Linked DNA regions of Homo sapiens: all the other regions are linked to region 3. The links are chromatin contacts, found by Hi-C or POLR2A ChIA-PET in ENCODE. All regions are on one chromosome and are shown on one strand. The core of a region is the stretch at or near the end of the contact, and the rest is flanking DNA. Distances in the headings are between cores, read along the strand shown. Region 1 holds the start of TMEM14C (transmembrane protein 14C). Region 2 holds the start of NEDD9 (neural precursor cell expressed, developmentally down-regulated 9). Region 3 holds the start of ATXN1-AS1 (ATXN1 antisense RNA 1).

Evidence for each region. A loop is a pair of places that touch in the nucleus more often than their neighbours do. ChIA-PET counts read pairs that join two places held with the same protein, here RNA polymerase II (POLR2A). Pooled maps may share reads with other maps.
Region 1: a map of CD8-positive, alpha-beta T cell shows a loop between it and region 3 (23-fold over the local background). The contact joins the promoter of TMEM14C here to the promoter of ATXN1-AS1 in region 3. A Hi-C loop is called at or near these places in 3 of 168 maps with a recorded cell type or tissue (CD8-positive, alpha-beta T cell and naive thymus-derived CD4-positive, alpha-beta T cell) and 7 of 50 pooled maps.
Region 2: a map of naive thymus-derived CD4-positive, alpha-beta T cell shows a loop between it and region 3 (7-fold over the local background). The contact joins the promoter of NEDD9 here to the promoter of ATXN1-AS1 in region 3. A Hi-C loop is called at or near these places in 1 of 168 maps with a recorded cell type or tissue (naive thymus-derived CD4-positive, alpha-beta T cell) and 6 of 50 pooled maps. POLR2A ChIA-PET finds 5 or more read pairs at or near these places in 1 of 52 experiments (T-cell).

What each region holds. Positions count from the first base shown.
Region 1 is chr6:10,720,802-10,724,786 of GRCh38, reverse strand. TMEM14C (transmembrane protein 14C) reads right to left here and starts at 1,717. Exons shown (of 6, transcript NM_016462.4): 1 at 1,546-1,717; 2 at 154-217. The coding sequence starts at 173. RefSeq lists an enhancer at 821-1,717 and a silencer at 1,657-1,786.
Region 2 is chr6:11,230,368-11,234,792 of GRCh38, reverse strand. NEDD9 (neural precursor cell expressed, developmentally down-regulated 9) reads left to right here and starts at 2,125. Exons shown (of 7, transcript NM_006403.4): 1 at 2,125-2,289. The coding sequence starts at 2,278. LOC124901256 (a long non-coding RNA gene) reads left to right here and starts at 4,083. Exons shown (of 2, transcript XR_007059449.1): 1 at 4,083-4,354. RefSeq lists silencers at 2,038-2,087, 2,568-2,617.
Region 3 is chr6:16,758,771-16,762,613 of GRCh38, reverse strand. It overlaps ATXN1-AS1 (ATXN1 antisense RNA 1), which reads right to left and starts at 1,476. Exons shown (of 3, transcript NR_136240.1): 1 at 1,448-1,476; 2 at 335-495; 3 at 1-262. It overlaps ATXN1 (ataxin 1), which reads left to right and starts at 1,154. Exons shown (of 8, transcript NM_001128164.2): 1 at 1,154-1,316. RefSeq lists an enhancer at 1-700 and silencers at 701-1,020, 838-1,053, 1,061-1,220, 1,697-1,826, 1,897-2,376 and 1 more.

The sequences.
Region 1 (3,985 bases), core at 468-2,967, 6.0 Mb after region 3:
ACTCAAACCCAAGTTTCTGGCCCACAGGTCCAGTGATCCTCCCATCCCCCATGCCATCCCAGGCAGTCTACTCTTAAGGTTCTTTTCAGCTAAGGAAAGGAACTCTGGTTTCCAGAAGCTCCTGGCTACTCCATACCCATTTACTGCACTCACACTGAGCCAGTGTCCTGCATTTTTCTCTTCTCTGTCCAGACAGGAGACTACCCCAGGCCTGCACCTGCAGAAAACAAGCTGGATCAGAGGTAGTTAAAAGCACAGCTCTCCAGCAGTCAGAAAGAAGTGTGTCCAACCTGCAAGCTACGCAACCTAAGTCTCAGTATTCTTCACTGTACCATGAGGATAACACTGGTACCGATTTCCTGGGGCTGTAGTGAGCATTCAATGGATGTCACATGTAAAGGTGCTTAGCACCTAGTAAACCCTGAACAGATGCTGACCATTGTCATGAAAACCTCAGTTTTAATCACATAGGCCCACGGGAAACTCAGCAAGATCCACTGACCAGCTCTAAAATCAGGGAATGTGTTAGTCATTTCATCAGCTACCCATGTTATCACTAAATTCAAAAGCAAATACTCCCGTGCCCTTAATCCAACTACTTTAATGTCTCTTTTGAGGGGAGGTAGGGGTGTTGCTTTTCATCCCTGCTGCAACAGCCAATTTCAAAGCTCAACTTTTTTAGAAACTTCTGCGTCCAACTCACAGTTCTTGTTAGGAGGGCAGTAGTAGGAGAGGATAAAATATACGGAAACAGTGGTCATATTCACATGTGACACTACACCCTTGGAAAAACAGCTTCTATTTTCTTACAGAAAGTATCCTGTGTCCAGTGAGCCAAAAGATGAAAGCAATGCATACCCCGTTTATTCTGTTTAAAGAATTAGGCCAAGCGCAGTGGCTGACGCCTGTCATCCCAGTACTTTAGGAGGCCGAGGCGGGCGGATCACCTGGGGTTAGGAGTTCAAGACCAGCCTGGCCAACATAGTGAAACCCATTGTCTACTAAAAAATATAAAAAAATTAATCGCGCATGGTGATATGCGACTGTAAATCCCAGCTACTTGGGAGGCTGAAGTGGGAGGATGGCTTGAGCCCAGGAGGCAGAGGCTGCAATGAGACATATTCAGGCAACTGCACTCAAGCATGGGCGACAGAGCAAGTCCCTCCCTCAAGGACAAAAAAAAAAAAAAAAAGAATTAAGTTTCCATAAAACAGGGAAGGGCAGCGGGCTTGGGATCTTGCCCACAGTTCTTAACTCGAGACGGCACCGAGTAAGGGAGGCTTTTAAAGAGATGGAGCAAGAAAATCACCAAGAAACGAGGCAACACTATGCTACATGGGTAAGCCTTTGCCTCAGGAGCCCAGGGGCTCCGCGCATCCACAACTTCTTTTAAAAGCAGAAAATACCCAACGAGAAAAGCACCGACCACACGGCCTGAAGGCCCGCTGAATCGGGGGGACGAAAAGCAGACGGCCGTGAAACTCCTAAATAATCCCTAAAAGTTAAAAGTGGCAGAAAATAAGAATAATCCCCAAATACTCGCACCGGTCTCACGAAGGCCCCGGCTGTCTACAAGGGCGCGCAAGCCGCAGGAATGACTGCGAGGTGTCGCCGGAAATGCAGCGGCGGGCGCTCTCCGTCCCGGTGGCGGGGCGAGGAGAGGGGAGCGGCTCTGTTGTGCCTGCGCAGTGTACCGGGAGAGGGGCGGTCAGAGAATGGGGACGGTGCGGGCGGGGCTTGAGCCGCCAAGTAGCAGCATGCGCCCTGCATTCAGCGGGTGGAGAGTGGGGCGGGGCATCGCGGCGAGCTCCTGAGTCCAGGGAACGCGGCGGGGAATCTCTGTGCTTCCCCTGTCCGCAGCGCCTGCAGGGCCGACCAGTATCAGTCCCAGGTCCAATCCTGAGTGGCCAAAAGCAGGAGACCCGGAGTTGGACCTGGGACTTGCACAAGCCGGACCACGTGAGCTCGGCCACGCCAGAGGTGAGGCCACCGCTGCGGGACCAGGGAATCTGAGGCTGGATTTTGAAGGACCCCATTAATAGAGGAACAAGTTACAGGGTATAAACCAGATGCAGGCCATCAGGGAGGAGTGTCACTCAAGCCCGATCTTGTCTACACCAGGAAGGGCCTGCCTGGAAGAAAATACGGGGGCTGCAGAATAATGTGGCTCAAAGCCAAATATCCGTTTGTTTTAGGGAGTGAGGCTGCTTGAGAAGCATCTTAAAGGGGGATGGGGAGTAAGTTAAACCTGATTTTTACCCAGCTCTGTGGACCCAAAATATCCACAGCATATTATCTCCATTCCCACTTGGAGTCACTCCTATTCCGTTTCCTGCACCACCATTCTCTTAGTTGCTCTACACTAAAATTTGCTGTCATCGTTGACTTCTCCCTCTCCATCCCCTACAAGTATCAACATACACAAATCTGACCAATATAATTGTCAGTGAATAAAGCGAATTCCAGCCAAGTTTTTTTTTTTTTTATGTGGAGTCTCACTCTATTGCCCAGGCTGGAGTGCAGCGTATGATCTTGTCTCACCACTACCTCTGACTCCCATGTTCAACTGATTCTCCTGCCTCAGCTGCCTGAGTAGCTGGGATTATAGGCCTGTACCACCACCCCTGGCTGCCAGGCTAATTTTTGTTATTTTTAGTGGAGATAGTGAGAGATCACAACGTGCCAGTGTGTTCAAAATTGATGGCTTCTTGGTCTGACTTGAGAAAGCTGCAGACCCTCGCGATGAGTGTTAGTTCTTAAAAGCAGTGTCTCTAGAGTTTTTCTTCCGATGTTTAGAAGTATTCAGGGAGTTTTTCTGCTGGTGGGTTTGCTGTCTCACTGGCTCAACGAGCAAAGCTACAGACCTCTGTGGTGGATGTTAAAGCTCTTAAGGCAGTGTGTCTGGAATTGTTTGTTCTTCCCGGTGGGATCGTGGTCTCCCTAGCTTTGGACTGGCTCAAGGAGCAAAGCTACAGACTTCTATAACGAATGTTAAAGCTCTTAAGGCAGTGCGTCTGGAATATGTTTGTTCTTTCCGGTGGGATCGTGGTCTTCGTAGCTTTGGGAGCAAAACTGCAAATCTTCGCAGTGAGCGTTACCACTTGTAAAGACAACACAGGACCTAAGCACCGAGCAACAGCAATATTTGTTGCAAAAAGAAAAAGAGAAAGAACAAAGCCTCCTCCACATAGAAGAAAACCCAAGTGCGTTACAACTACTGGCTTGGGCAGCCTGCTTTTATTCTCTTATCTGGCCCCACCCACATCCTGCTGATTGGTAGAGCCGAGTGGTCTGTTTTGACAGGGTGCTGATTGGTGCGTTTACAATCCCTGAGCTAGATACAAAAGTTCTCCACGTCCCCACCAGATTAGCTATAGAGTGTCCACACAAAGGTTCTCCAAGGTCCTGCCAGAGTAGCTAGATACAGAGTGTGGATTGGTGCATTCACAAACCCTGAGCTAGACACACGGTGCTGACTGGTGTGTTTACAAACCTTGAGCTAGATACAGAGTGCCGATTGGTGTATTTACAATCCCTAAGCTAGACATAAAGGTTCTCCACGGTCCCCACCAGAGTAGCTAGATACAGTGTCCATTGGTGCATTCACAAACCCTGAGCCAGACACAGGGGGCTGATTGGTGTGTTTACAAACCTTGAGCTAGATATAGAGTGCCAATTGGTGTATTTACAATCCCTGAGCTAAACATAAAGGTTCTCCACCTCCCCACCAGACTTAACCCAGCTGGCTTCACCCAGTGGATCCCACACCAGGGCTGCAGGTGGAGCTGCCTTCCAGTCCTGCGCCCTGCGCCCACACTTCTCAGCTCTTGGGTGGTTGATGGGACTGGGCCCTGTGGAGCAGGGGGTGGTGCTCATCAGGGAGGCTCGGGCCCTACAGGAGCCCACGGAGGTGGTGGGAGGCTCAGGCATGGCGGGCTGCAGGTTCCGAGCCCTGCCCCGTCGGAAGGCAGCTAAGGCCCCGCGA
Region 2 (4,425 bases), core at 876-3,375, 5.5 Mb after region 3:
AGTGAGCCGATATTGCACCACTGCACTCCAGCCTGGGCAACAAGAATGAAACTTTGTCTCAAAAAAAAAAAAAAAAAAAATTAAAAATGTTTTGAGGTTCCAGCACAGGTTTACCTGATTCCAACACCCTTGTGCTTTCCTTTAGGCAGCTAACTATATACTGACCCAAGCCTTCTTGAAATGAACTTCGGGTAGATTACATGTGTCTTACTTACCTTACAGGACAGAAACAGGAAAGCAGGAGGGCCACTAGCTAGAGAATGAAATTACAAAAAAACCCCAGCACAAACTTTAGGAAACTGTTTGAAAACATTAAAATAGGATGGGACAGCACTCACTTACTCAATGATATTCATCAAACAAAACAGAAAAAGGATTCAGCTTGACCACTTAGGAAGCCAAAGGAATGTTATCTAGATCTCTTGGAGGCCGCAAGACTCATCTTACAGATGGGAAGGGCTTTGAATCATTGTCCTCCTTTATCCAGGTAGACACCAAAAACAATTTCCTGCAAACTAACGACTCTCCGGTCAGTCTGCAGGATTCTTAAGGAGATCGTTACAATGCAATATGCTGCGTGCTTAATTTGTGTTCAGAAAGGCCTTGCACAATCACTCAGGCTTATTTTTGCTCTAAGGACAAATGAGGAGAAGCAAGGCCTAATACAGGCTGGAACAGGTATGTCAACCTCATTAGGATGGCCTGGGGGGTCATGTCCCTGGAATCAGTGCCACACTGAACTGCAAACTAACCTGCCAACCCTGTATCTGGAAACCACTTTTGTAGGACAGCTGTTCTCTCATTCCTTTTGCTTAGATCATAAAAGTAGAGTTTTCATCCATTGGGAATTTGTGTGTTAGACGCGAAGGGAATCAGATTCTGATCCAACTTGGTCAGGAAAAAAAAAAATAAGGGCTGATTTTTCCATCCAAGTCATGTAGTCTGGTTGGAGTGCATCCCACTCAGGGACAGCTATTGTCTGGATTCACCGAGTCTCAGTCTTGCCCGGGAAAAAGGAATTTTTCGCCTCACTGCTCTGTCCGTGAGAAGAGTTGCAGAAGGTGACCATTTCTGTTTTCTGGGTGATTCTCTTTCTCTATAGAAATCCTAAAATGGAACCTTTATAGAAATTATGTTCTGTGCTTCGCTGGAGAGAGACTGGTCTTTTTAACCAGGCTCATCAAACAGTGGGCATTTTCGTTCTCCTGGATAATAAGTGTTGGTGGGTTAATGGGTCATCCTCAGGACAGAGGTCAGAAGGAAAAACACTGCAGTGTTCAAAGCTGGAGCTAGAAATGCCAGCCGTCAAAGAACACAGAACTCAGTGGACGGTGATGATGTATAGGGCGTGCACTGGCCAACCCCATCCGAGAGGTCACATCTAACCTTTATCCTCAGCAAAGCCACTGAAGGTCGCTCAATATGTGTGACCCGCAACTCTGAGGCCCTGGTGAGAAGCTGTCCAGGAAAACGCTGGTGCGTGTGCTAGAGGGTTCCTTTTCACTAAGGGAGAATTGTCTTCCAGCTCCTTGCAGACTGACATCGCAAAGTACTTTGAACGTTGAAAAGAACAAAAAAAGCAAACAGTCACACACACACAAAAAGTAGGCGGGAGGAGGGGGAAAGAAAAAGGGACAGAGAGAGAGAGAGGTATCAGCAGGGGTGGTTAGTAAAAAGGGGCCCGGAGACAGAAAACCTTTTGTTCCCGGAGTTCGTTTCATGTAGAGATTGTGAGGTGAATGGCTTTGAAACGAAATGGGTTTATGAAGGAGTTGCTAGGTCACAGGAAGCGCGACTGTCAGACTGCTTTTGTGAATTCAGTTTCTTTAAAATTTGGGTTAATCTTAAAAAGAATGTATCTCCTTTTCCTGTTCTTTCTCTTTCTGTCTTCTTTTTTGGCGGGGGCGGGAGGACAGAGTAAGGTTCAGGACGGTTCCCCACTTTCTGTTTTATTTTCCACCGTCTGATAAAGCAAAAAGAAGCGATCACATTACAAGTTCTTTGTCAGTTTTTCAGAATTAGGGGTGGGCAGGGCCTGAGCATTACCTTGTCCCACTAGCCAATGGCGGGGCGGCATGCAAATGAGGTCCGCGATCAGCCTGCCTCAGTCACAACAGTGAGCTCAGAGACTTGAGGGAGGCGCTGCGACTGACAAGCGGCTCTGCCCGGGACCTTCTCGCTTTCATCTAGCGCTGCACTCAATGGAGGGGCGGGCACCGCAGTGCTTAATGCTGTCTTAACTAGTGTAGGAAAACGGCTCAACCCACCGCTGCCGAAATGAAGTATAAGGTAAGAGAGTGCCTTTTACAGGTTACCTTGCAAGCTGAAAGCTGTGCCTGCGGGTGTGTGCTTGTGTATGCGTGTTCCTTACTGTCAGTCCCTTGTGTGTCCCGGAGAGTTCTAAGATGAGTCTCGGTCACTGAGGTTGACATGCAAGCAGACAAGCAAGCAGAGACCCGGTCTTTGAGACCCACTCCAGGGGTTCACAGTACACCCGAGTCCATCTGCTCTGAAAGTTGCCGGGGAAATACCTCGGTGAGAAGTTAAGACTTGGAGCCGCTTCACAGCAGCCACTGGAGATCAGAGGGTGTCTGACTTGAATCGCGGCAGGCATTGGCTCAAGTCTCCTTGGCTTCCCCAGGCCTGGCTTCCACTGCCCTGGGGAACTGTAATGAGAGGAATGAGGACTGCATAGTCTGTCTCAGACTGGCTCTTAGTGCAAAGTTTTCCAGACTTTGCTTTAATCGTTTGGTCTCGGAAGGAGTATGCCATATGCACTTTTGGTGGGAGAAATTAAAAGCCCAGATTACACAGCTGAGGATGGAAAATTTTGACATCCTTATGTTATATTGGATGTAGGAATAAATAAGTATGAGCCATTTCTTGAAAACATTTTTATTGGAGTTTGAATGGGGTGAGAGTGCGAAGGCTCAGGCTGGCTCATTGTGCCTGAAAGCTTACAGAGTGTCATAGTCATAGTACTTCAGCAGCATTATTTTCCAATGCATTTTACACCATTGTTTGTGGATTTTTCTTGCCAAAAGGATTTTTGACTTGCTCCGTATATTCCCCCCTCCCCTTTTTCTTTTAAGTCACTCCCATCTAAGGAGGCAAGCAGCTTCCAGGGGACACAAAGAAAGCAGACTGCAATGAATTGGACATGAATTTTTCTTGAATGATGAATAGACATGAGTGCTAGTGCTACTATTTTATTTTATGCTATTTTAAACAAAAGTGTTATTATTAAGATGGATTTGGGCAAGGGTGCTAGGCTTGTGGATTGACAATTTATATTAACTGTACACTAGCTGGAAGCTACTTCGCTTTTTTTCTAAATTTTTCTGGTCCATCCTTTTTTGATGTAAGGTTGTAAATACTTGGTCTAACTGATAGCCACTGACTAGCCTCAGTAATAAAGCTTTTGTTCAAAAACTATGAATCTTATTCAAAAGCTTTAAGTCTAAATGTCAAAAGTCTTTATAGTAATGCCTACGTTACCACTGTCTGAAGACACAGGTATCAGCTATTTCTGTTTCATCAGCTTTCTATTATCTTCATCAGTAGGGAAGATCAGAGGAAAGGGTCATCCTGAAGACTATTAATATTTGACTTTAGGATGCAACCAGAAACAAATCCCTCTACTTGGCAGGAAAGTTATCTTCCTTAAAGTGGCTCACCCCATATTTCCTTATTTAGAACAATGATAGGACCAGATATTACTCAGCCTGGAGTGACTTTTTTGCTCCTCCTTTCCCTGTTGTTGAATAAGAACTGGCTTGCAGAAAAAAGAGAAAGTATGTTCATATGTCTATTATTGGAAAGTATAAATGGCTGAAATTAACATTGAGTGCTATAATCTAGAAAGTGACGAAAGCGACAAAGTCTCAAGTCACTTTTATTCAATGATCTCATCGTGGTTAGCTTTACTCTTTATGGAAAGAAAATCTAAAGGCAACTGATAAAGTGACTGACAGCGTAAACTGCGATTGGCATTCATGGAGAAACCTGCTTCTCCACTGGGCCTTACTGGTGTTGAACACCTTGCCAAATGATGTAAATACATGATTTTTATTACCTTGTAGGCACCTTCACCAGCAAAAAAGCTAACTTCTCCGACCGAACACATGACTTATGCCCTATGATGACTATTAAATCAACCAATAGCTGAAGAAATCCACTTTCCTTTTTTATAAAGTTTTCTTTCTCTCTAGTTAATAATGAACAACTTTACTTCAGGAAAGGATTTTGTTATTGTAAGTAGAGGAGAGACACAAAAGTAATGAAGTAACATTAATTGAGACTTACTGTGACAACACAAGATTGTCATATTCAACTCTCCCAATAGCTCTACAAGGTGGGTATTATTTTTATACTCAATTTCAAATGACACAGAGAGGCTAAGTAATTTATCTAATGCCACACAGC
Region 3 (3,843 bases), core at 227-2,726:
GGAGGTCACACCTGGCGGCGAGACAGGCGGAGGGGCGGGGTGGTGGGAGTCGGAGACCGCACTGAAACCCTGAGTCCAGATTTAAGTTCCTCGTCGATTCTCGAGAACTGCCATTTGATGCTCCGGTTGCTTTCTCTGTCTCCTACACTGGTTACCTCATTTCCGATTAAATTAATGATCCGAAATTAGCTGCGAGAGGAGTGCGCGGGTCTCCTTTCCAGGCTAGAGCGGAGTAGTTCCATATCAAAGCCGATTTCCGGACCTGCGTGCGAAGAGAGAAAGAGGGCAGGGTCGGGCGGTCGCCAGCGTTCGCCGGCAGGAAAGGTGAGGGTACCTGTGCAGTCGGGGGACCCCTTGAAACTTTCCGGAGTTGCACGCAGAGGCAATCCCCGCGGCCCCCAGGCCTGGGTTCCGGAACGCCGAAGCGACGCCGGTTTGTGGCTTAACGTGCAGCTGATGATCAGAGTGAGCCCTCTCAGATGCTGCTCCGAGCGCCTGGGACCAAGGACACGTCGGGATTAGAATGGGCCGACCTCCCCTCCCCGCTGGGGTGTTGCATCGGCTCCCAGCTGAAGCCTGACAGCCCTTGGGGGAGTCCCCCAGGTTGCCTGAGTAGCGCCCCGTTGTCGTTCAGTCCCCTCCAACTAGGTGCAGGGACCCAGGGAGGCGCGCGAGGACCGACCCGTCACCGCTCAAATTACCTCATCGCCCAGCTCCCCGCCCCCTTCCCAAACCTGGAAGGAACCTTGCCCTCCGGTCCGCGTCTCCCCTCCCCCGCACCCCATCCCGAGCCACTCTTTGGGAAAGGTGCCCGCCTCCCCGGGCGGCGCGCAGCGAAGGGTTAAGGGCGCGGGCCGGCCGCCGCGCGGTGCGCTCGCCGTGCTCTGTGCGGCTCGCCGGGCCGCCCGCCAGAGGGTGCCCCCCACCCCCATGAAGTCGGATCCTTGAGCTGCGGCGGCGGCAGCCAACTGCTCCATATTTGGCTTCTATTACACATTTACATACTGGAGCGAGCGAGCGAGCGAGCGCGAGAGAGCGCGAGGGAGGGAGGGAGGGCGGGCGGGCGGAGGGAGGAGGGAGGGGAGGGGAGCGGGAGGAGGGGGAGGAGGAGGAGGAGGAGGAGGAGGAGAGAGCAGAGTATACCGCAGACATCATTTCTACTACAGTGGCGGAGCCGTACAGGACCTGTTTCACTGCAGGGGGATCCAAAACAAGCCCCGTGGAGCAGCAGCCAGAGCAACAGCAGCCGCAAGACATTGTTTCTCTCCCTCTGCCCCCCCTTCCCCACGCAACCCCAGATCCATTTACACTTTACAGTAAGTGACTATTTTTTTTTCCTCCTCCGATTCTTTCCCCCCTCCCCCATTCCCTTCTCCCCTTATTTAGATTAAAATCCCTCCTCCCCCGATCTCCCGAGAGGGGCAAAAGCAACAACCAGCAAACAAACCCAAAACCCCAATCGGCTGCACGGAAAACAGCTGGAAGAGGAGCGAAGGAAATCGACGCGTCGTGTTCTGTGTGTGTGCGTGTGTGTGTGTGTGTGTGTGTATGTGTGTACATACAACCGTCCCCGGCTCCAGGCTCCCGGGCCGACACCCCCACTCTGGGCGCAGGGGCGGCCGGCGGGGGGGCTGTCAGGGGCTGGGTGGGCGCCCGCCGGGCTAGGGGGCGCGCCCGGGCGGGGGGCGCGGGCGGGGAGAGCGGCGGCGGCGCCCCGCTCCCCCGGCTGCTGGTCCGGTCGCAAGTGCGGAGAGCCATGTCCTCCTCCCTCCGGGTGGCGCAGGGGGGAGGCGGCGGCTGGGGTTGGGGGGTGGTCCCTTTCCCGGCCGCCCTCTTCCCATTCCTCCTCCCCGGAGAGGGCGGTGAGAGAGAGGGGGTCTCACGGAGGGCTGGACTTCTCCGCGGGTGGTCGCCCGGCCTCGGCGCCCTGGGGCGGGGGTCTCCCCTCGGAGGGCCGGCCTCGCCGGGTGTGCGGCTGCGGGCGGGGAAGGGACTGCTCCTGCAGCCGGGACGGGACTTTGCGCGCGGCCGGGTGCCGGGCGGGGGGCGCAGAGGGGTGGCCTCGGGGACCGCGCGGGGGTAGCGGGTGTGCGGGTGCCTGGAGCGCGGCTGGAGTGGCGGTGACGGCCCTGGCCGCCGCCGCCACCGCCGCCCTGTTGGTGCGGCCGCTTCCTGATCATGTGCAGCGGCAGCCGCCGCCCGGAGCCGGGAGCCCGCGAGCGCCCCAGTCCGGGCCGGCGCCCCCGCCAGCACCCGCGGCAGGAGACGAGGAGCCGCGGCAGGCGCTGCCCTGAGCCGGGAGTGAACGGCTGCGCGGCTGCTGGGAGGGTGAATGAAGCCAGGAGGAGGGGAAGGAGGAGGAGGCGGCGGCCGCCGCGGAGGAGGCGCTGCGGGGATTGGGATGCGCCCTGGAGCCCCACTGCTCGTTCACTCTGGGCCGGGCCGGAGACTCTGCCACTCCCGGGGGCGCCGCCGCCTCCTCCTACGTGGTTCCAGTGCTGCGCGCAGGCCGGTCCCGCAGGGGGCAGGGAAGGGGGCCGGACGGGCGGAGCGAGAGGTGAGGCGGTGTCGGAGCGCGGCGTGAGTGTGAGTGAGTGTGTGAGTGACTGTGTGTGTGTATTTGTGCGCGCGCGCGCCGGGCGGGGGGCGAGGGCCGTCGCGACGCGGAGGGGGCCCTTCCTTGGCTACTTGGCTGACTCTGCAGCGCCCCGACCCCTCTTCAGCCCCCCGCCTTCAGGCTGCCTTCTTAAACTCCGTGGCTTGTGCTTTCATTTTGTTTCAGACCACGTAGGGGGCTGACTGAAAGGGATGAAACAATTCAGGTTTTCTAGGGAGATTGAGCAAGAACCTTAGTGGGGGTGGAAGTAGGGTGGTGATCGAGACTCTGCCAGAAAACAAAACAAAACAAAAAAAAATCCGTTTCTAAGGACGGCGGGGATTCGGTTCGAGCCCGTGGCTGCTCTGTTTTGTTTTGCTTTCTTGGTATATAATCCTACAGATAAAAGGGTAATATAAATATTTGAGAAGAGGGAAATTGCTGAAGAGTAGTAAGGGCAAAAAAAAAAAAAAAAAAAAAAAAAAAACAGTCGGAAGAAGCTGGTTATATAATGCGCGATGTGGCTAACAAGAAAGGCAAGCTATTTTTATTTTGTTTACCGTATGCTGTGCAGTAGGGACTCCTCCAAACTGGTTCTGTCCCCGAAGAGATTCTTAGCTTCCCTGCGAGATCCACAGGATACAATTAGCAAAATTAGAAGACCCTATTACACCCACAGAATAAAAACTAATGCCTTACAGTGGCTTTCTCCCTGCACATCCTGTCGTGCATGCACGGGAATGTGTGTATGCAAATAAGTTCTCCTTTGGCAATCTAGTAGTCACATCTCAATGACATTTGTGTTTTATAATGCAGGCTGTTTTTAATATTTAAACATCATTGTTATATATTGCACACAGCAGTGGGTAGTTACTTGGTTATTTTTAGGCACAGCTAGTTACTTTTTCAACAGTGTTAGCTGAGACATTTCTGTTTGGGTTTTTTAGGAGGCTGCAGTTCCTAGAAGCCCCCCTTAAGCCCACCCTTCGGTTTATTTGATGGGTAAAGGTAGTTTGATACTTGAGCTTTTTTTGGAGTGAAGCTTATGTCTGAGGAAACCACCAGAGAGAAGAGAAAATCCTGCACAGGAACTCTTGGAAAGGGATTGCACCATAACGGCTAGCGCTGTGGCATTTAATCTCCTCTGATTGCCCTCTCACTGTGCATGCATCAGTCAATATTTTAGCAGCTCCGCAAATAAATGGACTTGAATGCCATCTTCTACATAAAGCAGAGGTTGAAGGGCT